Linked DNA regions of Homo sapiens: all the other regions are linked to region 1. The links are chromatin loops, found by intact Hi-C in ENCODE. Cell type or tissue: B cell. All regions are shown on one strand.

Region 1 (8,000 bases):
TGTGTGTTTTATTGAGGTGAACCACGTACACAACAACCCCCTTTGAGTGAAACAATTTTGTTGTGTAACCATTTGTCACTTCTACATGGATGAGGTCAACGAAATCCTCAAAGTTGCTGTCTCAGGAATAAATTTTGTTCGTGGTTGGGAAAACGAAGTGGAGAATGTTATGGGATAGAGAAAATAGCTTATTTTCTCAGTGGTTAAGTGGGAGTGGGTAAAACACAATTGGCCTTGCATGTGCTTTGTTTAAACGGCGGTGCAGTAATTCTAAATGAGAAGACAAGACGCCCATCGTCACCGTCTTCTCCCTTTGTCTCACATTCCGCCCGGAGATGTGGGGGGTCTCACTCAATGCGGAACGGAGGTGGCGGGGGTGCGGCGCCCCAGAGGCGAAGGCGGAGGCGCCAGGACGCCGCTCCTGGCCTCTCAGGATACCAGCAGGCTACACGCAAGGTCGGGGGCAAGGCCGCGTGGCGGCTTGGAGCCGCGCGAAGGAAGCGAGGGCTGGCGGCCCCAGGGCAAAGGGGTCTGGCGGCGCCAGCCTGGGGCGCTGCAGCGGGCGGGGCGTGCGCAGCGCCGCTCCCCGGAGAGAAAGGAACCTCCGCAATGTCGGGGCCCGGCTGCGACCGGAAAACGGCGGGGGAAGAGAGAAAAGGAGGAGGGAGGGGGAAAAGGAGGTGGGGATACGAAGGAGCGGGGAGGCGGCGGGCGGGGCCTGCGGCGCGCAGCCCCAGTAGATCTCCGGAAATTTTCCACTAACGCTCCGAGCGCCAGAGCCGCCCGGGCGCAGCCCGCCTCTGCGCGCCCGCGACCCACGTGACGGTGATTCATTCGGCACCGCCTCCCCAGCCCGCGCGCGGACTTGGAGCCAAGAGTGGGAGCAGGGGTCGGGGGGAGGAGAAGGTGGAGGAGGAGGCGAAGAGGAGGCGGGGAGGAGGCGGGGAGGAGGGGGGAAGGGTTCGGGGAGAGGGAGGAGGGGAAGCAGAGGGGACGATGAGGTGCGGAGGCGTTGGCAGGTACCTGGGCCCCGCCGCCCGGGTGTGTGGGGGTCGGGTCGGGGGTCCAGCAAAGCCCCATCCAGTCGAGCCTGGGCAAGCTGAGAGGCTGTCGGGTGCGCTCCAGTTACGCTCCCCTGCGTCGTGGAAAACCTAGAGAGCCCTACAGCGTCAGGGCTAATCCCGGGACGCCTCGAGGCCCCGCGGAGTTTTCGCGAACGCGCCGGGCGGTGCAGGGATGTCCTGCTTGGGAGAGTGCAGGGTTGGAAGCGGGCACGCCCTGTTGGCAGCTGCCGGCGCTTGTGTACGTGGCTGCTGACGTGGAGAACTGTAGCTGTGGAAAGCCTGCGCCCCAAGGAGGGACGCGGGGGTGCAGTCGCGGCCCATTATCTGTGCCCGGGAAGTCCTGAAGGCTCTAGGAGCTGTCAGATTAAACCCCCAGACCCACAAGAAAATCCCTGAAGCTTCGGTGAGCGTGGGATTTGGCGTGCAGTTGGTTCCGTATGGTTCCCCATTAAGACTTGGAAGTCGGCTTACCAAGATTTCCTCTTACCCTTCGGCTGTGTTGAGTAGATATTACACAGACACCCCGCCCATGACTCTGCTCTTGCAGGAAAACATTTATTTCAAAAATACTGCAACGGTTTCATCTCTCATGTCCTTTTAGGTTCTTTCTAGTAATTGTGAACTTTTCCTCTCAAGTCATTCCATCAAAGTCTTGGAAGCAAATGAAAAAAACATACTACCCTGAAATAGAGTTCACATCTTTCTTTACCAACTTGCCTTTCCCAGGAAGACATCGTGGTGGGTTTGCAGTTCAGGTTTCCTCACAGCCTCTCCTGGGGGTCTTTTTCCCTCTCTGGTACCTTGAGGCATAGGACAGAAGGGAGCTGCTGAAGTTTCTGGATGTCGCTTATTTTTCACATTTGTTTTAACTTCTTTTGGCCAGAACTGTGTATTGTTTTCGCATAGATTTCTGCAATTAGAATTATTGTAATTAGAAAGAATAATAATCTTCATATAAGGCTTAGGGTACGCACTACTTTAAGGTCTTTGTAAATGTGTGCATATTCATTTCTCTCATCAACTCTGAGGTAGGGGCTATTCTTACCCCATTATTGACCTTTTACAAATGAGGAAACTGATGCTTGGAGAAGTTAGATAACTCGCCCAAGGCCATTCCTTCTCTAAGAGGAGGAACTGGAATTTGACCCCAAACTGTCAGGTAAATCCAATGCTTTGTTCACTATGCAATAGAAATTCTTTATTAATAAATTTAATTGTGTTGAAATATTAAGTTTACATTTTGGTGGGATTTTCCCCCTCGTTTTATTAAAGTGGCCTTCCTGAATTTTATTGTGGAGGGATGTTTAAAGTTAGTTTGGGTAGAAAGCCACACACAATTGTAAAAAGGAAGTCTTATGAAGAAATCATGCATTCCAAGGCAGTGTTACATTTTTCTTAAAGGGTAGATTATTGAAATATTTGACCTAAGAACTCATTTTTTTTCTCAGGAGAAAGGTTTGTCTTCATACACCTTTAGCCCCGAGCAAATGGTGAATCCTCCAGGAGAATGACGATGAGGCTTTTTAGTCTTCAGGGTTCGATAAATATATATCGATTGAAATGTATTCAAAAAGTGAATACCCTTGAAAGGACGATGACATAATGCCAAATGAAAAGGAAATTTCCCAAAGAAACCTAAATAATGGATAGATTTGATAGCAAGATACTACTGGTTTTTTCCTTCTGGAACCTTCTTTTCTGCACTTGAAACCTTCCCTGTCCAGCCAAGACTGGGTTAGAAGCTCCTTTTGTGTGTTCGTGTGGCACCCAAGGTCTGCCCCTGTAGTGGTACTGACCACGGTGTATTCTCGTGGCCTGTTCACCTGGCTGTGCTTCCCAGGAGAGTAAGTGCCTGGAAGAGCAGGCATTCTGTCAGGCTCAACAGAGTGCAACAGCGTGTCCCCAGGGCTCAGGACAGTTGTTTGTCCTAGAGCTATGGGAGTTATTGAGCTAAGCAATACTTGTTAAAAGCATGAGCTTACACAATTGATCAGCCATGTCTTGTTAGGATGTACTGAATTGGAATTTAGCAGAAACTGGGAGAGCAATGTCCCCGTCAGGAAATGTCTGTTCAATCTTGGTCTGTGTATATCCTACTTACCCACATGTTATTTTGCACATAATAGTTTTTTTGATGTTTATTAAGAACAAAAACAGCCTCTTTAAAATTGTGTGTTCAGTTAGCTAACTGTATTTCAGCATCCAATTAATAATCAGAGGTTTAATAACTACAGCCTTAATTCTGGCCTCACAATGATAGAATGATAAAATCATAGGTTTTTTTTTTTTTTTTTTTTTTTTGGCTGAAGGAGATCTTATAACTGCTCTGTCCAATACACAACCACTGGCCACATGGCTATTTGAATGAATTAAAATTAATAAAATTGACAATTAAGTTCTTCAATAGGGCATTTTAATTGCTCAGTAGCCACATGTGACTACTTAAATAAAATTAATTTTATTAATTCATTCAAAAATGGACAGCACTGACAGATAGTTCCATTATTGTAGGAACTGTTATTGGACAGGGCTGATAAGTTACCGAAGGAAAAAAAACAGGTAAAAGAAGATATTTGAGATAGCTTAGCATTAGCATTGTTACATACAAAGAACATTACACTCATATTCAAAGTGTCTGCTGTTAGGTTGGTGCAAAAGTAATTGCGGTTTTTGCCATTACTTTTAATGAGGAAATATTTCGTATATGATAAACAGTTTTCCTTAGCAGTTGTACCTAAATTAATGCACATTTAAACATATTCAGGAGAATGAATGGTTCAAAAGGATTCCTTTTTGCATTCCTTTAAAGTGAATACTCATTCCAGTTGATCCTTTGTGAGTTCTATTTTTTTTTCTGTTTAAACATACTGAAATCAACTTGAGTCACTACACAAGTTTGACATTCATTAGATTTGGCTGTGCTTTTTAAGCTCGCATGATTGAGAAACTAAAATACTCAGTAATGTTGGTAAAGGACAAATGCCAGATAGTTTTGGACAGACCAAATATATATTTAATGACATCACACATGCAATACAGACAGTTCTCAATTTACAAACACTCTTGAGAAGCAGCCATAGGTTAAATATAAAACATACTGGGTGTACCTTCTTTAAAATCCTCTTAAGAACAGTACCACCTGGATATCCATTGTATGAACAAATTAGTATTTAAAAATAATAAAAATAAGTCTTAGAATTAGAGAATGTATAGTTTTGAGCTGTGGAGGCAATAAAGAGGCTGTGTAAAACTCAGGGGGAGTTAGTTGAGGTTATTTCCACAGTAGAGCAGATTTGCTTAAGTAACCCCCTGACAAAAATAGCTTAGTTCCGCCTCCCCGCAGCATGCCTGCCCCTCCCTGCTGTGTGCATTTCCCCCAGTCCTTCAGTCGTTAAAAATTTTCCCATTTCATTTATACTCCAGTTTCAGTTCCGTTGATTCAAAGTTTTGGGACTTAGGACAAGTTTGCTAGCTTCTCTGAGCCTCAGTTTTTTAAACCGTTAAATAGGAATAACAGCATGCTGAGTGCCAAGAATTAAAGAAAAATTTATGTGAAAATATAGATTAGAAAGAAAACTAATATAAATGCAGGGGATTATGATCATAATACTCATAAAACTTCAGTACTCCCTGGGAAGATCCAATGGCCGTCAGTCATGTGCACGTGATCAGAATCTGGGCCATCATATTTTTTTAAGCAAGTTGATGGCCTGAGGGTTCTTGGCCAGGTGGGAGGAGGCTGCTCTGGGATGTTGAAGAGAGATTTTAAAAAGGAGATGGAAGGCTGTGAAAACATAGTTCAAATTGGAGGGAGCTTGGGCAGATACCACCTTTTCTTTTAAGGAATGAATGTAATTGCTTGCATTTTGTCTCTACTTCCTTCCTCTCATTGATTTATTCCGAAGGCTAGAGTTTCTACTTTACATTCTAATTCATCTGACATAGCGTGTTTTTAAAAAACTTAGCATTGCTTGCTTTGATTTTCCAGTTGACTTTTGCTGATGGAGCCTCTCTGAAGGGCAAATTCAAAGTACAGCTGGGTGCTGCAGCACTGGAGTGCGAACTTGTGGCTGTGGTTATGAAGGAGCCTCGTCAGCTATGCCTTTAGCCCCTGGTGAAGCAGTGCCAGTCACACTTTGCCAGTCAAACGGAGAGGCAGCAGTAGTAAGACCAGACCAAATCAAACCAAACCAAGCAAACCACGGGGAATGGAGGTAGGTGAATAGCGCCAAAGAGAATGATGGCTCACAACACTTCTAAGCATGGTGCATATATCAGTTCATTTAAGCCTTATGATGACCCTATGGGGTCAGTACTATTATCGTTATTATCCCCAACTGAGGCACAGAACAACTGTGTGACTAAGCGACTGTACTCAATGTCACACCACTGTTAAGTGATAGAAGTGACATTTTAACTCAGGCAGCTGGATCTGGAGTTTGTCCTCTTAACTACTACATTAGCAATTCTCAAACTTTTGGTCTCAGGACCCCCTTGCAGTCTTAAAAAGTATTGAGGACCACAAAGAGTTTTGTTTATGTGGACTATATGTGTTGATATTTATAGTAGAAATTAAGACTAAAAACTTAAAAGATAGTCAATGTATTTAAAAGTAATAACCAACTCACAATATGCTAATATAAATGACATTTAAAAGTGAAAATAGCTATGTTTCTCCAAGTGCAAAAGGTTGAGAATGGCATCGAAGAATGAAGAATCAAAGAATGGTATCATTTTATAGTTTTGCAAACTTATGCACCATACTGTACCTCTTTTGGTGTGACAGTGGTTAAGAAAAGAGGAAATGAGAGAGACTAAAAGGTACAAGTGAGGGGAACTCAAGACCTGTCTCAGTGAGCCCCTCACACTCTTGTATGAGGAAGAAATGATAACTAAAGAATCGTCTGTAAAGTGTACAGCAGCATCTGGATTTTCATGCCTGGTTTAATCTTCGATAGATTGTCTGGATTCATTCTCTCTCTGTGTGGGTGTGTGTGTGTATGAGCATACACACACATATTTGAGGTTAGGTAAAAAACTTTGTCATAAAATATATGTAAACTGGAAAGGATTTTAGAGATTATCTGACAGTTCTTTTTTTATGGATGAATGCATCTGAGGCCAGACAGGAAAATGACTTATTGCTGGTTGAATTGCTGATTAGTGGCTGGATTGGAGGTAGAACCCAGATCATCTGCCTCTTCATTCTACTCATGTCCTGTCATGGAAATTAGTCAATCCAATTATTATTATTATAGAAGTCTGTTTTCACCAGAAAGTTTGTGAACTGACAACCGTAAAATCTGTGGTAAATTCACAGGCTTCATCAATGACACTATGAAATATTGACCCTCAGCTTCCCAGATTGCAACTCCCCAAGTCTTGGTCTGTTTGCTGTTAGGATTTGTTACAACTTCTTCCTTATTGCCTTTTGTTACACAAGCAGTGCTGAATATGGGCTGGATATTGGAAAGAGGGCAAGAAAATGAGAACCCACAGTTCTGTGACGTGACAACACTGATTGGCCAGTCACTGTTATCTGCAGGATGTGCTTTTCTTAAGGATGAACATATTTTGGTCCACAAGTTTCCAAGACAAGCACATTCCTGCCAACATGATCCTTGGACAAACTGTTCTGGAATTTGAACTTGCTACTGGAAGAGGGTTAAGTCCAGGACACACACACACACACACACACACACACACATTTCAGTGGGGGGCAAGCCATAGTTGGTTATGTTAGCACCTCATTATACAACAGTTTCAAGATAAAGTGATTCCAGATGTGCTCTCAGTAAGTACCTAGTACTTATGTTTTTAACCCATTAGGCTAAAAATCTACTTTCAGAATTTTGGGGAAGCCAGAGTTAGTTAATTAACTAGTCATTCCTAGTTACTTCATAAAGTTGATTCTAAGTCGACTATAATTTGCAGTATGTTTCATGTTAGAGGATACCCATTATAACCATATGAAACATACATATTTATAGACACATATATGTATTTTCACACAGACTTGCCTTTGACAATGATTAGAAGTTCATCTGAAGTACTGGTTTAATGATCATTAGGTTCCTTTGTCCCGGAAATTTCATTTAGAAACATTAGGAAGATATATATCTAAGAAGTAGTATTCTAGTTTCTTCTTATTAATGAAGCTGCAGTGATAGTCATTGTGATTCTGAAGCATAAATTTCATGAGTAAGTCCTGGTTAAAAGGCTCCCTCCCTTGTTTAAAAAACCAAGATTTGAAATTTTTTGCTTTGTAACTTAAATTTACAAAAAAGAGTTAAAGAGAAAAGATGATGAATGTTTTCCTTGATAATTCATATTATTGTTAGGAATATGGAATTTTTGCATCACTTGGCCCTAGAAGGTGGAGAGCTAAAGGTGAACATTTCATTTTGCTTTCAAATATTTTAAATTTGTCTGCAGAAATTATGTTTTCTGCTGAATACAATGGAAGCCTTCTTAGCTGGTCTTACTTGAGAATATTGCATCTTAGTATGCTCTTTTGATTTTATTTTGCTCTACAGTAAATTTTTAAAAATTTAGGTATGATATCTGGCATCAAGGACAACACCATTTATTTGCCAAAGGCTGTAACCTAGGGCATTATACACTAAATGGGAATATTGGCAAACATACTGTTCAGAGGTACCTGTTGTGCTGTAGGGCAGTACCTACAGCAAAGCAGTCTGGGTATGATGGACTCTGGATCCAGACTGTTTGGTTTCATTTCGCTTCTGCTTTTTACTAGCTGTGTGCTTTAATTTCATGAATGTGAAAGATAAATAATAACTCATGAAGATTTAGTTAAGTCTGAACTTGTAAAGGAAGCACTTAGAACCATGCCTGGCATATGTTAAGTACTTCTCAAGTGTTAGCTTAAACAAACAAACAAATCTCAAATTTTGTCTTTGTCATGTCAGAGAG
Region 2 (8,000 bases), 970 kb after region 1:
GTCTCACTGATCCTCAAAGCAGACACTCAAAATAAATGTGCTGTGAGTTTAGTTTAGATCCAGTCCAGATGCTATTTGAAGAAAGAAGGGAAAGGAAAGGAAAAGAAAGAAAGAGGGAAGGAAGGAAGGAAGGAAGGAAGAAAGGAAGGAGGGAAAGAAGGAAGGAAGGAAGTGAAGTAAGTTCAAAGTTACTTGTTTAAAAAATAAATACAAAGAAAATATTCTTTTCTGGCTGCCAATCTGTTAAAAAATTAAAAAGTAATATATAGTTTGGGGTTGTAATTATCAGGCTATTGTAATTTGCCCTAATTTTTGTACAGTTTTATTTATTTCAAATGTCCAATTTTAAGGAGAAGATAATAGACTTCAAATTATGGATAGAGAGATTGTAATAGAAATCTCTTCAGATACTAAGAAACCTGGTTTCATTTCATTCTCTTTGACATTTCATTCTCTTTGATCTTTAATATCCTTATCATTGGTCCTAAAATCCACTAGCTCTTTTTGGGTTACATGAACATTATTAACTTCAGATATTCTACAAGTCATGCATGTTGACTTGGGGTTCTGGTTTTGGCTATTATCTTATGCAGACTGGTGCCGTCTACCAGCAGCTTGGTACACACATTTTTTTCCTCACCAAAGATGGATTAAAGAAATAAAGTAGCAGAAGTTTTGTGAATAGTGGGTTTGACAGTAATGCATATACCAAGATATATGCTGGTAAAATGTATCCATCCAGCAGCCTTAATTTTTACATATAAAGTTGTCCCTTGGTATTCACGGGGGATTGGTTCCAGGACCCCCTGTGGGTACCAAAATCTGCAGATACTCAAATCCCTGATATAAGATGGTGTAGTGTTTGCATACAACCTATGCACATCCCCCATATACTTTAAATCATATCTAGATTACTTATAATGCCTAATATAATGTAAATGCTATGTAAATAGTTGTTGCATTGTGTTGGTTTTTTATTTGTTTTTTTGTTGTTGTTGTCATTTTAATTTTTTTCAGACATTTTTGGTCTATGGTTGGTTGTATTTGCAGATGCAGAATCCTCATATACAGAGGGCCAGCTGTAACTCATATGTTTTCAAGAGGATCTTCTCAATATAACAATGTGTAGCTTATGGCCAGGCACAGTGGCACACGCCTGTAATCCCAGCACTTTGAGATGCCAAGGCTGGCAGATCTCTTGAGCTCAGGAGTTTGAGACCAGCCTGCAAAACACAGTGAAACCCTGCCTCTATAAAAAATACAAAAATTAGGTGGGCATGGTAGTCTGTGAATGTAGTTCCAGCTACTTGGGAGGTTGAGGTGGAAGGATCACTTGACCCCAGGAGGTCAAGGCTGCAGTGAGTCATGAGTGTGCCACTGCACTCCAGCCTGTGCGACAGAGTGAGACTCCGTCTCAAGAAAAGAAAAGAAAAAGGAAACTGCAACGATGAACAGATCAGAATAGGCGACATGCACTGAACAAGGTAAAAAAGACAGAAAATTATCTGGAGAGGTGGCCGGAGGACACATCAAGAAGCGCCTTGTACATTGGTAAGGATTGTGGATTTTATGGTGATTAAAAGTTGCTGTGGGGTTTTTTGAGTACAGGAATGACTTAACCGGTATAATGTTTGTAAAAGGATCCATTTGGCTGCTGTGCAGAGAAATAGACAGGACAAAGTAAGTGGAGAAGCCAGGATACATACAGGAAGCTATGGTCATTGTCCTGGTGAAAGCAATCCACAACTTGGGCCTGGTAGGGACAAAGGTGAAAAGTTGCTAATTCTACATGTATTCTTTGATGGATTGGGCATGGAGAGGGAGAGAAAGGGAGTGGTCAATAAGATTCCAAAGTTTTGGGCCCAAGCAATTGAGTAAAACCGTGGTGACTTTTACTGAAATAGGAAAAACTGAGGTGGGTCAGTCTGGGGCAGGGGGAAATATGAAATTCCATTTGAGAGCTGTTAAGTTTGAGATATCTATTATATAATCAAGTGGGTATGTCAAGTAGGCATTTGTTGGTTTTTATAATTGTATTAGTCAGGGTTCTCTAGAGGGACAGAACTAATGGGATAATATATGATATATACATATATATGATATATATATATATATATCAATTGTACCCCAAACCTCAGCATCACATAATATACTCATGTAACAAACCCACACATGTATCCCTGAATCTAAAATAAAAGATGAAATTATAAAAAAAGTTATATTGAAGCGTGAAATATTGATTACAATTTTGAAGCATAAAATATATCGATTATTATCATGGTTATTACTGAGTATCAACTTGATTGGATTGAAGGATGCAAAGCACTGATCCTGCGTGAGTCTGTGAGGGTGTTGCCAAAGGAGATTAACATTTGAGTCATATATATATATATAGATATAGATATATAGATATAGATATAGATATAGTTTAGTAAGTATTAACTCACACAATCACAAGGTCCCACAATAGGCCATCTGCAGGCTGAGGAGCAAGGAAAGCCAGTCTGAGTCCCAAAGCTGAAGAACATGGAGTCTGATGTTTGAGGGCAGGAAGGGTCCAGCATGAGAGAAAGATGTAGGCTGGGAGGCTAGGCCAGTCTAGTCTTTTCATGTTTTTTTGTTGTTTTTTTTTTTTTCTGCCTGCTTTATATTATAGCCATGCTGGCAGCTGATTAGATGGTGCCCACCCAGATTAAGGGTGGGTCTGCCTTTCCCAACCCACTGACTCAAGTGTTAATCTTCTTTGGCAACACCCTCACAGACACCTGCAGGATCAGTGCTTTGCATCCTTCAATCCAATCAAGTTGACACTCAGTATTAACCATGATAATAATAAATATATTCTGTGCTTCAAAATAGTTGTAATCAATATTTGACACTTCAATATAACTTTTTTTTATAATTTCATCTTTTATTTTAGATTCGGGGATACATGTCTGGGTTTGTTACGTGGGTATATTATGTGATGCTGAGGTTTGGGGTACAAATGATCCCATCACCCAGGTATTGTTCACAGTACCCAATAGTTATTCAACCCTTGCTCCCCTTCTTCCTTCCTCCCTCTAGTAGTCCCCACTGTCTACCATTGCCATCTTTATGTCCATGAATATCCAATGTTTAGCTCCCACTTATAAGTGAGAACATGCGGTATTTGGCTTTCTGTTCCTGTGTTAATTTGCTTAGGGTAATGGCCTCCAGCTGTGTCCATGTTCCTGCAAAGAACATGATTTTGGTCTTTTTTCTGGCTGCATCAAGTAGGCATTTGGATATGAAGTCTGGTGTTCAGGAGAGTTTGGGGCTGGAGACAGAAATTTGTAAGTTATCAATATCTAAACTAGTGCTAACCAGTAGACATACGAGGCAAGTTACATATGTTTTCTAATAGCTATATGTTAAAAAGTGGAAAAAATAGGTAACATTAATTTTAGTAATGTTTTATTCAACTTAATACATCCAAAATCTCATTTTATTGTATAGTCAATATGAAAATATTATTGTGTTGTTTTACATTCTTTTTTTTATAAGTCTTTGAACTTCAGTATGAATTTTACATGTGTACCACATCTTGATTCAGACTTAATAGCCATGTGGCTAGTGGCTACTGTGTTGGACAGCACAGGTCTGGATGGTGTTTAAAGCCAATGGACTGGATATTGAGAGACAGTATAGATAGAAAAGAGAAGAAGCCCAAGAGACCCGAGGACTGAGCCCTTGGAAACTGCAGCATTTAAAAGTCAGGAAAAAGAAGAGGAGGATCCCCAATAGAAGAGAAAAAGAATAGAAATGCTGTCTTGTTAGGGGAGCAGGATATGGGTGTATGCATTTATCAAAACTGATTGAACTGCACACTTAAAATTTATGCATTTCACAATATGTAAATTATGACTCAATTTTAAAAAGCACATTCTAAAAATAGAAGAGAGAGAGAGAGAGAGAGAATCAAATGGAGAAAACAGTGAGGATGGTGTGGGGTTCCAGAAACAAGTGATCAACTACGTCAAATGCTGGTAAGAAGTCAAGTGAGATAAGGACAGAATTAACCAGAGAATGGGCAATGGAAGGTCATATGTCACCGTGGCAAAAGAAGATTTGAGAGAGGGGATGAAAGCTTGATTAGAAGTTCATTCGAGTGAGAATGGGGAAGCTTCTGGTCACAGATGGCTGATCTAACATGTGATTTTACTTCTGCTTCCCCTGAAACCTGACTAAATGACAGTAAATGGAATTTGTAATGACTTACTCACACCCCTGCCCCACTCTAACATGTACAGTTTGGAAACTGGAAAGCATCTAGGGAAGGATAAATGACTGAGATCTATGAAAGCTGAATTCCTAGTCAGCACTGGGGAAAGCAAGGAGCAATTTGTCACCATAGAACCCGCCAAAGGCTCAGAAATCTGTAATACAGGTTCAACCAAAAGTGAGGGGTGTAGGTGGGCCTGAGAACTGTTTAAAAAGCAATTTGATACCCAGATCAGGGTATCAGCAATTTGATACCCAATGTCCAGGAGGGACATTAATACAATGAAAGGAAGCTTTTGGAAGTTAAAAATATGAAAGCTGAAACAAAAATCTCAATACAAAGACTAGAAGGTAAATTGAGGAAAGTAGAGCAAAAAATCAAAGAGAAGGAAAACAGCAGAGAAAAGTAAAAAAGAAAATTAGATGATCAGTCCAAGAGGTCTAACATCTCAATGATAGGAATTACAGAAAGAGGGAACAACAACAAAAGAACATACATGAAGAAACAGTCAAAGGAAAAATTCAAGGAAATTTCCAAAGTGGAATGACAGGAATTTCTAGATTAAAAAGGCCCACCGGCCAGGTGCAGCAGCTCATGCCTATAATCCTAGCACTTTGGGAGGCCGAGGCGGGCGGATAGCCTGAGGTCAGGAGTTCCAGACCTGTCTGGCCAACATGGTGAAACTCAGTCTCTATTAAAAATACAAAAAGTTAGCTGGGTGTGGTGGCGGGTGCTTGTAATCCCAGCTACTTGCGAGGCTGAGTCAGGAGAATCACTTGAACCCGGGAGACAGAGGTTGCAGTGAGCTGAGATCGCACCATTGCACTGCAGCCTGGGAGACAGAAGGAGACTCCGTCTCAAAAAAAAAAAAAAAAAAGGCTACCAAAAACCCAGCATAATGAATGAAAGCAGACCCATAATAAGTCGTCTCATTATAAAATGTCATAATATCAGGCCAAAAGAGATGAAAGAATAGGTCATATACAAAGGATCAAGAGTAAGAATAGATTTGGATTTTTTAACAACAGTGGAAACTAGAAGTTAATGTAAAACAATGTTTTTATAATTTGAGAGAAAACTATTTCTGCCTTAGAATTTATATACACAAAGTCCTAAGTGTGAAGATAGGCTAAAGGCATTTTCAGACATGCTAGTCCTCAAACATTTACTTTTTATAGTTACTGCTGGAGCAGTAGCACGATGAAGGAGTATGTCAAGGAAGAGGATGACATGTCCCACCAACAGTGGCTCCGACTCAAGAAAGAAGGGACGGGAATCGCAGGATGTAGGTGACGGGGATTCCAGGGTGCCAACCGTGCAGCGGCCTCAGAGAGCAACCTGAGCAGATCGAAGCAAGTCTCCAGAAAACATAGCTCCAAAAAGATGAAATTGATATATTTGAACATATGGGAAGAACATCCACACTTCTGAAGAGGACTGGGGTCAAATTGCTGATAACTGCTTACATAGCTAAGCAAATTTTTAAAAAAGAATATTAACTTTAGGGAACATCGAAAGATCTTAAATAAAAAGTAACCATGATTTATCACATGGCTTGGTTGCAAGTAGTCACTTTTTCATAATAATGAAAACACTGAATACTGATCTAACCATAAAAATACTTTGACTCTATGGGGAGATGGGGGACTGGAAGTGTACATGTGTGTACAGATGTGACTAGGAAGGGGTGTGGGGAGTGCTGAATCCACGCATTCCTTAAAGAAGTCAGGATCATGTCCAAAACTTGGAAAATAATAGAGAGGAAGCAATACAAGAAAATTATTTAGAATTATAGCCATAATTTTTTTAAAGCTAAAAGACTCGAGGCTGGGCTCCGTGGCTCAGGCCTGTAATCCTAGCACTTTGGGAGGCCGAGGCGGGCGGATCATGAGGTCAGGAGATGAAGACCATCTTGGCCAACACGGTGAAACCCCGTCTCTACTAAAAATACACACAAAAAAAAATTAGCTGGGTGTAGTGGCGGGCGCCTGTAGTCCCAGCTACTTGGGAGGCTGAGGCGGGAGAACAGCGTGAACCCAGGAGGTGGAGCTTGCAGTGAACTGAGATTGCGCCACTGCACTCCAGCCTGGGTGACAGAGTGACACTCCGTCTCAAAAAAAAAAAAAGACTTGATCACAATTTCTTGGGAAGTGAAAAATAGGGAGAAGGAATGAAAAGTTGTCAATTGCAGCACTTTTTGGCTCTCTAATCTATGCACCTATATAAATTTGATTTAAAAGTTTAAAACTTTTTTCAAAACATGGAATGATGATATAAAATGAAGACAGAAAGTATACAGCAACACTGTCCAAAAGAAGTTTCTTCAATGATGGAAATTACATCCAATATGATAGCCCCTTGAAATGTGACTAGTGTGAGTGGGGAATTAAATTTAGAGGTTTATTAAATTTAAATCAATTTACATTTAAATAGCCACGTATGGCTAGTGGCTGTTATATTAGACAGTGCATCTATATACAATGGCCTGCTCCTATCTAGAATCAACTTTCCTTTTATAATTGAGCCTTCTTTCTTCTTCTAGTTTTTGTTTGTTTGTTTGTTTGTTTCTAAGCATTATTTATTTATTTATTTATTTATTTTACTTTCTCAATTTTTATTTTAGGCTCTGTGGTAGTTGTGTAGGTTTGTTACACAGGTAAATTGCATGTCACTGGGATTTGGTGTACAAATGATTTTGTCACCCAGGTAGTTAGCACAGTACATGACAGGTTGGTTTTTTACCTTCACCCTCTTCCCATCCTCCCCACTCAGTTAGGTCCCAGCGTCTATTGTTCTTTTCTTTGTGTCCATGTGTACATAATGTTTTGCTCCCACTTATAAGTAAGAACGTGTGGTATTTGGTTTTCTGTTCCTGCATTAATTTGCTTAGGATAGTGACCTCCAGCTGCATCCCTGTTGCTGCAAAAGACATGATCTCATTCTTTTTTATGGCTGCATAGTATTCCATGGTGTATATGTATGACATTTTCTTTGTACAGTCCATCATTGATGGGCACCTAGGTTGATTCCATGTCTTTGCTATTGTGAATAGTGCTGCAGTGAACATATGGGTGCATATGTCTTTTCGGTAGAAAAATTTATATTCCTTTTGGATATATACCCAACAATGGGACTGCTGGATCGAATGGTAGTTCTGAGTTCTTTGAGAAACCTCCAATCTGTTTTCTACAGTGGCTGAACTAATTTACATTCCTACCAGCAGCATATAGGCATTACCTTTTCTCTGCAATCACACCGGCATCTGTTATTTTTTGATTTTTTAATAGTAGCCATTCTGACTGGTGTGAAATGGTACGTCATTGTGGTTTTGATTTCATTTCTCTAATGATCAGTGATGTTGAGCATTTTTCGTGCACTTATTGGCTATGTGTATGCTTTCTTTTGAGACATGCAACTGACCCTTCTTTCTCTCCTGTGTAATCTTTTTGTCTGTTCTATGAATCCTTCCTACCAGCATGCTAAAATGTTATTTACCTTTTTTTTTAAAGTGCTGTTGCTTTGACCCCCATCCCTCTGTGACTATCCACCCCATTTTCTGTTCCTTTATAGCAAAACTCCTCAAAAGACTTCTGTATACCTCAGCTGTCCTACACAGCAGCCACTAGCCACATATGGCTATATGCATTTAAATTAATTGAAATTAAATAAAATGTAAAATTCAGTTCCTCAATTTCACTGGCCATGTTCCAATCACTCAATAGTTATGTGTGGCTCTCGGCTTTGCCTTGAGGAGAGA
Region 3 (8,000 bases), 100 kb after region 1:
TTTTTTTTAAGAGACAGGGTCATGCTCTTTCACCCAGGGTGGAGTGCAGTGGTGTGATCATGGCTCACTGCAGCTTTGAACTCCTGGGCTCCAGGGACCCTCCCACCTCAGCCTCCTGAATAGCTAGGACTGCAAGTGCGTGCTAGTACTCTTAGCTATTAGTACAGGCCTGGCTAATTTTTATTTTTATTTTTTTTTGTAGAGATGGGGGTGTGAAAGGAAATGAAATCTTGGGACCCTAAACTCATTAAGCCAAAGGGAAAAGCTGGGCCGAGAACTGGATGATGCAACCTGCTTCCACCTTTTTGCTTCCTAAATAAGATGGCTACAAGATGAAAAGCTATACATCTCTGCCATATTTTGCCCACAAGGAAATTCCTAGTGAGCTTCAAGATCTTTTAAGGTGTTTCTGTTAAAATTTCACAATTTCGCCATTGCAATGTAAATTTATAGCTTATCCTTACAGGTGCAGTCATCTCCCTGCCCACCAGACACAAAGGCATATCTGATTGTTCTCCTGCCCCATTTTGTCTATGTTATCTTATGTAAAATACAGATACCCTGCATTTTTCCTCTGCCCCATTTGTCTATATCACCTTATATAAAAAAATGCAGAGTCACTGAGCCGGACAAAGGCATGAACGACTATTTTTCCCTACCCCCGCTCTTACATGAAAATTGTGTACTTCTGAATATCCTGCCCTTTCCCCTTTAAATTTGGAGCCCTCAGAATCATCTTCAGAGAAAGGCATAGACCTGTCTCCCGGGCATACATCCTTAACTGTGGCAAATAAACCTCCTAAAATGATTGAGACTTGTCTCGTCATTTTTCTCGATTGATATTGGTCTCACTATGTTGCTCAAGCTGGTCTCAAACTCCTGGGCTCAAGTGATCCTCCCACCTCAGCCTTTCAAAGTGCTGTGATTACAGGTGTGAGCCACTGCACACGGCCAGGAGATGTTAATCAAAGGGTTTACATGCTGTAAAGGCGATGTATAAAGAGTTATAGGGATCTTTCGTTTGCTTTTCCTCATATTTGTTGAGAACTGTGTAGGAATTTCCCATGGATTTGATATTTGCCCATTAACAGACACCAAGAGAAGTAGTCAGAAAACATTCCCTAAAATAAAGTGTGAGCCAACTCAGTGGTCTTCTTTGGAAGAGACCTGAGGGGAGGGAAGGTCACGTAGTGATAAGCAGGGATGCAGACTATGGGGTCTGACTCATGAACTTCATATGTCACAGTTAATAGTCAGAAGACCATGGAAGGTCACATCCAGGCACAGGGACCTGGTGAGGCGTGTGTGTATGTATCTACAACACAGAAATTAAGATGCGCCAAAGAGAGCAAGTGACAGGGCTCTCTCCCTATTTCTCACTTGGCATATGAGATGACCTTCAGGAGCTTCTGTTCTGTATGTCCCATTTATTAGACCAAAGTGTTCTAGAGTTTAATGTGCTAATATTCATAAGCTTTGTTAATTACAACATTATCATCTCTGCTGTCATCATCTTCATCAGCCTCAGCCAGGGAAGACCGAATGTCCTTGGCCAACGAGGCCTGCAAAAATATGAATTTTACCTCAGGCTCGCCTAGTTTTTAAAAAATAAATATTGCTGATAATGATTTACTGGCATTCATAGATGAGATGACAAACTGCTCATCAGGCCCCCACTAATGCAAGGACGCAATGGCCAAATGACCAAATACTGGGCTGTTGCTTACAGGACAAGCTGGATATGCTTACTTCCACTCTAACCACAGCTGGGCTACTGTGGTTTGCTCATTCATTCATTCCTTCATTGAGGAAGTACTGGTAGAGTGTCTACTCTGTGTCAGGTATTGTGCTAGAGGCTGGGCTCTCTGCACGAGCAAAGCAGGCGAATCCTGCTGTCAATGAGCCTTCTGGTGGAGAAGACAGGTGTATTCTAAAAATCTCATACGTAAGTGCAGAAGTAAATCTGTGTTGGGTGCAAAAAAGGAGACTGCGGGTGCAGAGGAAGGGGTGGTGACCTGGGCAGAGGCTTCTTCATGAAGTGATGATTGACCCATGGCTGGAAAAAAGATTAACAAAAAATTGCAGACATTTACGAAGTGGGCATTATGTGCCAGTCTCAGATTTTAGTGCTTTCTATGAATAATCTCTGTGAAGTATGGACTCATGTTAACATACAGGTGAGAAACTTAGGCTTAGATACAGTATATAACTTGTTTAGGACCCCCCAGTGGGTGAGTAGAGGAGTGGGTTTTGGAACTCAGTTTGATTCCAAAGCCTGGGGTCCTAATCACCATGATATAATGCTGTCTTCTATTCTCCCTGAAGTAGAAGTTAACCAGGTGGAAAGGATGGTGGGAAGGAAGTACCAGGCAGGTGGAACAGCATGTGCAGAGCCCAGAGGTGGAAGAGAACTGGAATTATGTGAGGAAGCACAGAGAAGACACACTAGCCAGGGCATGTGGGTGGGGGAGAATGTGGGGTGAGGCAGGGAGGTGGGCAGAGCCAGGCCACATATTGCCTGAACAGTCAAGTCAGACTGTGGCCCTGCCCAAGAGGAAGTCACTGCAGGGATCTAAGCAGGAGTGACCATGATCAGAGTTGAGTTTTGAAAAGGTCACTCTAGCTGCAGTGCAGAGCTTAGAAGGGGGCAAAAGCAGATTTGAGGAGACAAATTAAAAGCCCTTTGGTTGGGGGTGAAGTTGAGAGCAATAGAGGTGTAGAAGCAAGTCCTGACTTTTGAACTTTGGCAGTTTTGATGGATAATGATATCATTTATCGGGCAGGGAACAGTACAGGATGACACTGTTTGGAAGAAAAGGTCATGAATTTGATTTGGGCAGGTTGAAGTTGAGGAGCCTTGAAGGTATCCACGTGTTTTCTAGTAGGTAGTTTTATATATAGCTTAGGAGCTCAGGAAGAGGTTAGGGCAGCAGACAGACAGACATTTGTGGGTAATTCCAGGAGAGGCGGTAATTGTGCCCATAGGCATGGGTGACAGGGTCTAGGGAGAGAATCTTTGTATTTTCACTGCCCCTTCCTATGCTTTCTTCTTTCTAATTTGCTTCTGAGGAGTATGTGTCCTTTTTCTTTGTCAGGTTAACCCCTCTAACTGCCAGCCTGATTCCCTTGACCTTTCCCCATCAATTCTTCCCTTGTCATTTCCATCTTCATTCTATAATCCTCTATCAAACTCCCTAAAGTCCATTTCTGTGCTGTGTACCTACTCATTTTTCACTATCTTGAATGCTGACTTTTCTATTCTCAGCCCCACTAAAGTGTCTTTTTCAGAGGCAACTGTTGACCTATGCACTGGATCCAAGTGCTCATCTCAGGCTATGCGTCTCTGGCTTCTTCTTAGCATTTGATTGTTGCTTCTCTCATTTAAGCATCCCCCTCTCTGCTTCCCTGGCATTCTTTTCTCAGTTCTCCTTTCTCTTTACATACTTCTCTTTCTACTTCTCTATACATGTACGTGTCCTCCGGAATGTTTTCTTCTTCCTGCTTCTAGACCTACACTTGCTACCTCAGCTATCTTGTTCAATCCTGTGGCCTTAACCATCACTCCCATGAGGATAGTACTCATATGTATCTTTCTTGCCAGGACCCGAGTACCTCAGACCCGAATATCCAACTGATGGCTAGACACCAATGGCATCTCAAACTCAGCATGGCCCATACCAAATATTTTCTTTTCCTCTGAAACAAGTCAGTGTTCTACACTGTCAATTTCAGTTGAGTTCCTCTTTTTTCATTAATTCTCTTGAGTGCTACCATACTTCCTTTTACTTCTTACCATATTTCCTCTTACCTCTTGCCTGGGTGCTTTGCAGTTGTCTCGAAACCAGTCTTTTTCCTTATTCGATTTTGCTCTGAATGAATTGTCTCTCTCTCTCTCTCTACACACACACACACACACACACACACACACACACACACACACACACACATATATTTCTTTTTTTTTTTTGAGATGGAGTCTTGCTCTGTCACCCAGGCTGGAGTGCAGTGGCATGATCTCAGCTCACTGCAACCTCCGCCTCCCAGGTTCAAGCGATTCTCGTGCCTCAGTCTCCCAAGTAGCTGGGACTACAGGCATGCACCACTATGCCTGGCTAATTTTTGTATTTTTAGTAGAGACAGGGTTTCACCATATTGGCCAGGCTGGTCTTGAACTCCTGACCTCATGATCCGCCTGCCTTGGACTCCCAAAGTGCTGGGATTATAGGCGTGAGCCACCAAGCCCTGCCGAATTCTATATTTTTACTTTAAATGAACTGTATACTCAATCCAGATGATATTACTCCTTAGCCTAACAACTTTAATGATCCTCTATTGTCACTGAATTAAATACTAACCCTTAGCCTGTTTTTAAGGACCCTCTTAACATGATGCTGGCATAGCCTCCCACCTTTATCTCCTAATACCATCTGACATATATGAGCCACATATGGCAGCCTTTCCTACAGACTGTGTTACACTTGAAGGCAGACATCTGTGCCTCAAAATCCTTGTATCACCTATACTTCACACTTAGAACACAGTAGTTACTCACTAAAGTTTTGTTGTGTGCATGGAAAATTATGTACTAGTTCATATGACTGTCTGATAATTCCCAGTCCTTGTGTTTGCTCGTGGGGTGCTTCTGACATGGAGGGACCTCACCTTTTTGTATGCAAAAGTGGATGATGTAGGCAAAAGTGTCATTTAAAATTGTGAATTTATATCTGTATCTATAGCTATATTACCAGTTTATTAAAAGTCTGCTCAACCTTTGACTTAAGAGCCATTCCATTTTGGGAACTTCAAAGTGCCTCTCTTTCTTACTTTAAAAAAAAATTATTTTAAGTACTATAGAGCAAGAAAATTTCATGTGGTCCCTAACCTTATATCTGTGTTGTATTTGATCATGAGGTTTACTTCTGTTAGACCTTTGATTCTTAAGAGTAATTTGAAGACTTGCCATCCCCTCTGGTTCCCCACAATCTGTTTCTGATCCCTAGTTCCCTGCAGTATTTCCCAGCAATCGGCCACTTCATTTAGCATTTTGTGAACTGGGGTTGCGTCTTGCTCAGATTTAGGTCCCTGAAGCACTTAACATGATGGCTTACCCATAGAAGTTTCTCAATATTTGCGGATCTGAATTAAGTGAAATGATATATATGGCTACCAATATCTTCCATTCTAAGTGAAAAATGAGTCAAAGATTCAGACCTATGTTTATTTTGTTTTCAATAGCCAGAGAAAAAGTGACAATGATCTTCTCATGGAATTGGCAAAAGGAGCAATGTAACCATGTGTACCACAAAGAGTAGCTGTCTCTGCCATTTGGTTTGGAGAATAAATGAAATGAAGCCATTATGAGGGCGGAAACATAAATATTATGCAAAAACAGGCATGTTTCGGTGGAGTTAATCTCTGTGCAATCCTTTCCTTCCAAGCCCAGCAGCTCTGCTGGATTCTAGTTACCAACCAAGCCCTGGGCAGGCCCTTCAAATGCATCATGGCCTTGTTTCTATCCCCAGGCTGGTAAGTCAGTTACATAAAATTACATGTTGTTTTCAGGAACCTGTATTTGTGATTTGAAGTTGGTCACTCCTTAATTGGCTAACAGGTATAATTCTAGAATTTTCCTAATTATTCCCATGAATATAAAATGTTTTGAACCTTGTAGGATTTTTTTTTTCCTCTGGGATGTGATTTACTCCTGGCTGCTCTTTTTCAAAAAATAAACTGGATGATGGCCAGAATCATAGGGTGAAAAAATAGCCCTGATGAAAGTGTTCTGGACAACTCTTCCAAAGCAGCCACTGGATTATGGGAAAAACGTTTACAGGGAGAAACCACAGAGCATGGTAAGCAGGTTCAGATTTGGTCATCAATAAGTCTATTGTTCTTATCTGGGAACCTTTTTGTTCATGGAAGTCCTTCAAAAGGGCCACACCCCTTCAGTTCTGTAGAGGTTCCCAGACAGTGACTTGGGGTGGAAAATAAAAGGAGGACTTTTTGTTTCTGACGGGGAGCTTCGCCAGGCCTTACTAGGGACTGATCTTACTTATAGCAGTGAGGCAGGCACATGGTCGATGTGCATATGAGCTGCAACGCAGAGGTCACTCCCAGGCTGGGTCAGGTGTCATCTGAGTTAGGAGATCCAAGTGTGAGGACCAGCAGCTCTAAGTGGGAAGCAAGTTATTTTATTTAGTCCCCAGGATATTTATTTGTAATATGAGTACAATAATTCCTGGGTCTAGCCTCTTTCACAAAGTTGTTACATTGATCAAATCAGAAGTGAGAGAAATAAAAAAAAAGGTAACATTGTTATCACAGCATTTTGAGATGCTGAGAATGTTATAGAAATATAGCATGCTCTTATACTTTTATTTCATTTTGAAAGAGGCAATACCCTTTTATCTTTATTAAGTGCCCTCAGAGATTAATGAGAGATGTTTAAATGAGTGTGAATATGTGAATTCACAGCCTTTCTCCACTGCAGAATGGTGAAACGATTCCAAGATGTTCTTCCTGGGTTTGAAGTCTTTGCCTGAACACAATTATGCAATGATTTGAAAGTCAGTTCCAAGATCTCTTGAACTGCTTATGAGACATTTTGTTTATTAAATAATTTTCTGAAATTGACTAGGTTTTAGTGACTCATGGATTCATGCAAACATATGCATGACATTTAGAATTATAGAACTAGAGGGGAAGAGATCAGCTAATGCACCCTGTGTTTTACAGTAAAGGAAATGGTGCCAAGAAGTCTAAATGACTTGCCCAGAGCTATATGAAGGTGTCCATGAGAAAACTGGGGCTAGAACCCAGACCTCCAATTCCCGGCTCGGAGTTCTTTCTTTTGAACAGATTTTCCGTGAATATTCTGATTACATATGCTATTTCCATGGTCAATGCTAAGCCCTTGGAAAAAAACAAAAATGACATTTTGCCCCCCAGTGATCTCAAGGTAAGATAAATATTTTATAATTGTAATGCATGGTGTCTTTAAAGAATGTACAATTCTCTGCAAAATTTATAACCCAGAAATGCTTTCAGGTACATTTAATCTTTACAATTCAGGTAAAGATTGTTATTTAATTAATTAATTAATTTTTTGAGACAGGGTCTCACTCTGTTGCCCAGGTTGGAGTGCAGTGGCATGATCATGGCTCACTGCAGACTTGACCTCTCGGGCCCAATTGATCCTCCCACTTCAACCTCCCAAGTAGCTGAGACTACAGGCACAAGCCACCACACCTGGCTAAGATTGTTATTTATGCTATATATGGAAACTACCAAGTAAGAGAGAGTGGCTTGGTCAAGGTTTCTAAAAATTGAAACAGACTTAAAAAAGATTGGGTTTTCAATTCCATTCTTGGAGTTTTTAAAAATGCAACATGAAAATTGATATTTAAGTATTTTTAAAAATGAGTATTAGTCATGGAGATAAGACTGTCCCTACTTCCCTCCTTTGTTTGGCTCTAAGCTGATGCTGGACTCTGCCCTAGTGTATCCTTAAAAGCTGATGTTCATGTCACGGCAACATTCCAATCCACAATGGATTGAGTTTTCCAGTTCATCAACAAAATCTCACTTACTTGAGAAAGGCTTGTCTGAAATCAGTAGTAGTGGTAGTAATAATAATAATAATGATAATAAACAATTGATATTTATCAAACACTGATTGTTTCCAGGTTCTGTTCTAGACACTTTACAGGTATTAACTGATTTGATCTTTCCGGCAAGCCTATGAATAGACACCATTATTATCTCAATTTTGCAGATGTTGAGACTGAGGCACAGAAAGCTTAAGTAACTTGCTCCACGTAACACAGTTAGCAAATGGCCGATAAGTTACATTTCGATTTTTGTTGTTCTTATTAAAAATGTTTACAATGATCATTTTTATATAATAACTCTAGTAGTTCAGTTATTTGTTTTGGGGCAAAGATTCTCCTTGAACCTCAGTTTTCAACTCTAAAACAATTGGGTTGAAGTGGTTGACCTTG

What was found. Hi-C counts contacts between places; a loop is a spot of excess contacts. Peaks named below come from ENCODE experiments on the same cell type or tissue, not always from the same donor. Only the 100,000 strongest peaks of a DNase experiment are listed, where the experiment ranks them.
Region 2: a loop joins it to region 1, with 7 times the contacts of the local background. A loop is called at or near these places in 3 of 110 quality-filtered maps.
Region 3: a loop joins it to region 1, with 9 times the contacts of the local background. A loop is called at or near these places in 47 of 110 quality-filtered maps.

What each region holds. Positions count from the first base shown.
Region 1 is chr12:46,382,695-46,390,694 of GRCh38, forward strand. SLC38A4-AS1 (SLC38A4 antisense RNA 1) reads left to right here and starts at 982. Exons shown (of 4, transcript NR_125380.1): 1 at 982-1,001; 2 at 5,053-5,278. RefSeq lists enhancers at 346-853, 3,547-4,048 and silencers at 408-767, 918-987. In B cell, no CTCF peak of the experiment used is centred here; DNase peaks (open chromatin) are centred at 707, 1,207, 4,397, 5,887 and 2 weaker places; H3K4me3 peaks cover 5,532 bases; H3K27ac peaks cover 7,850 bases.
Region 2 is chr12:47,352,332-47,360,331 of GRCh38, forward strand. It overlaps LINC02416 (long intergenic non-protein coding RNA 2416), which reads left to right and starts at 1,437. Exons shown (of 4, transcript NR_183615.1): 1 at 1,437-1,551. In B cell, no CTCF peak of the experiment used is centred here; DNase peaks (open chromatin) are centred at 4,110 and 7,670; H3K4me3 peaks cover 2,542 bases; H3K27ac peaks cover 7,031 bases.
Region 3 is chr12:46,484,256-46,492,255 of GRCh38, forward strand. All of the region lies in intron 3 of SLC38A4-AS1 (SLC38A4 antisense RNA 1), which reads left to right. The region is part of intron 1 of LOC124902923 (a long non-coding RNA gene); the gene reads right to left. Among named protein-coding and RNA genes, the nearest start is that of SLC38A4-AS1, 100 kb to the left of the region's middle. RefSeq lists a silencer at 5,731-6,025. In B cell, a CTCF peak has its summit at 3,470; a DNase peak (open chromatin) is centred at 3,646; H3K4me3 peaks cover 873 bases; H3K27ac peaks cover 1,723 bases.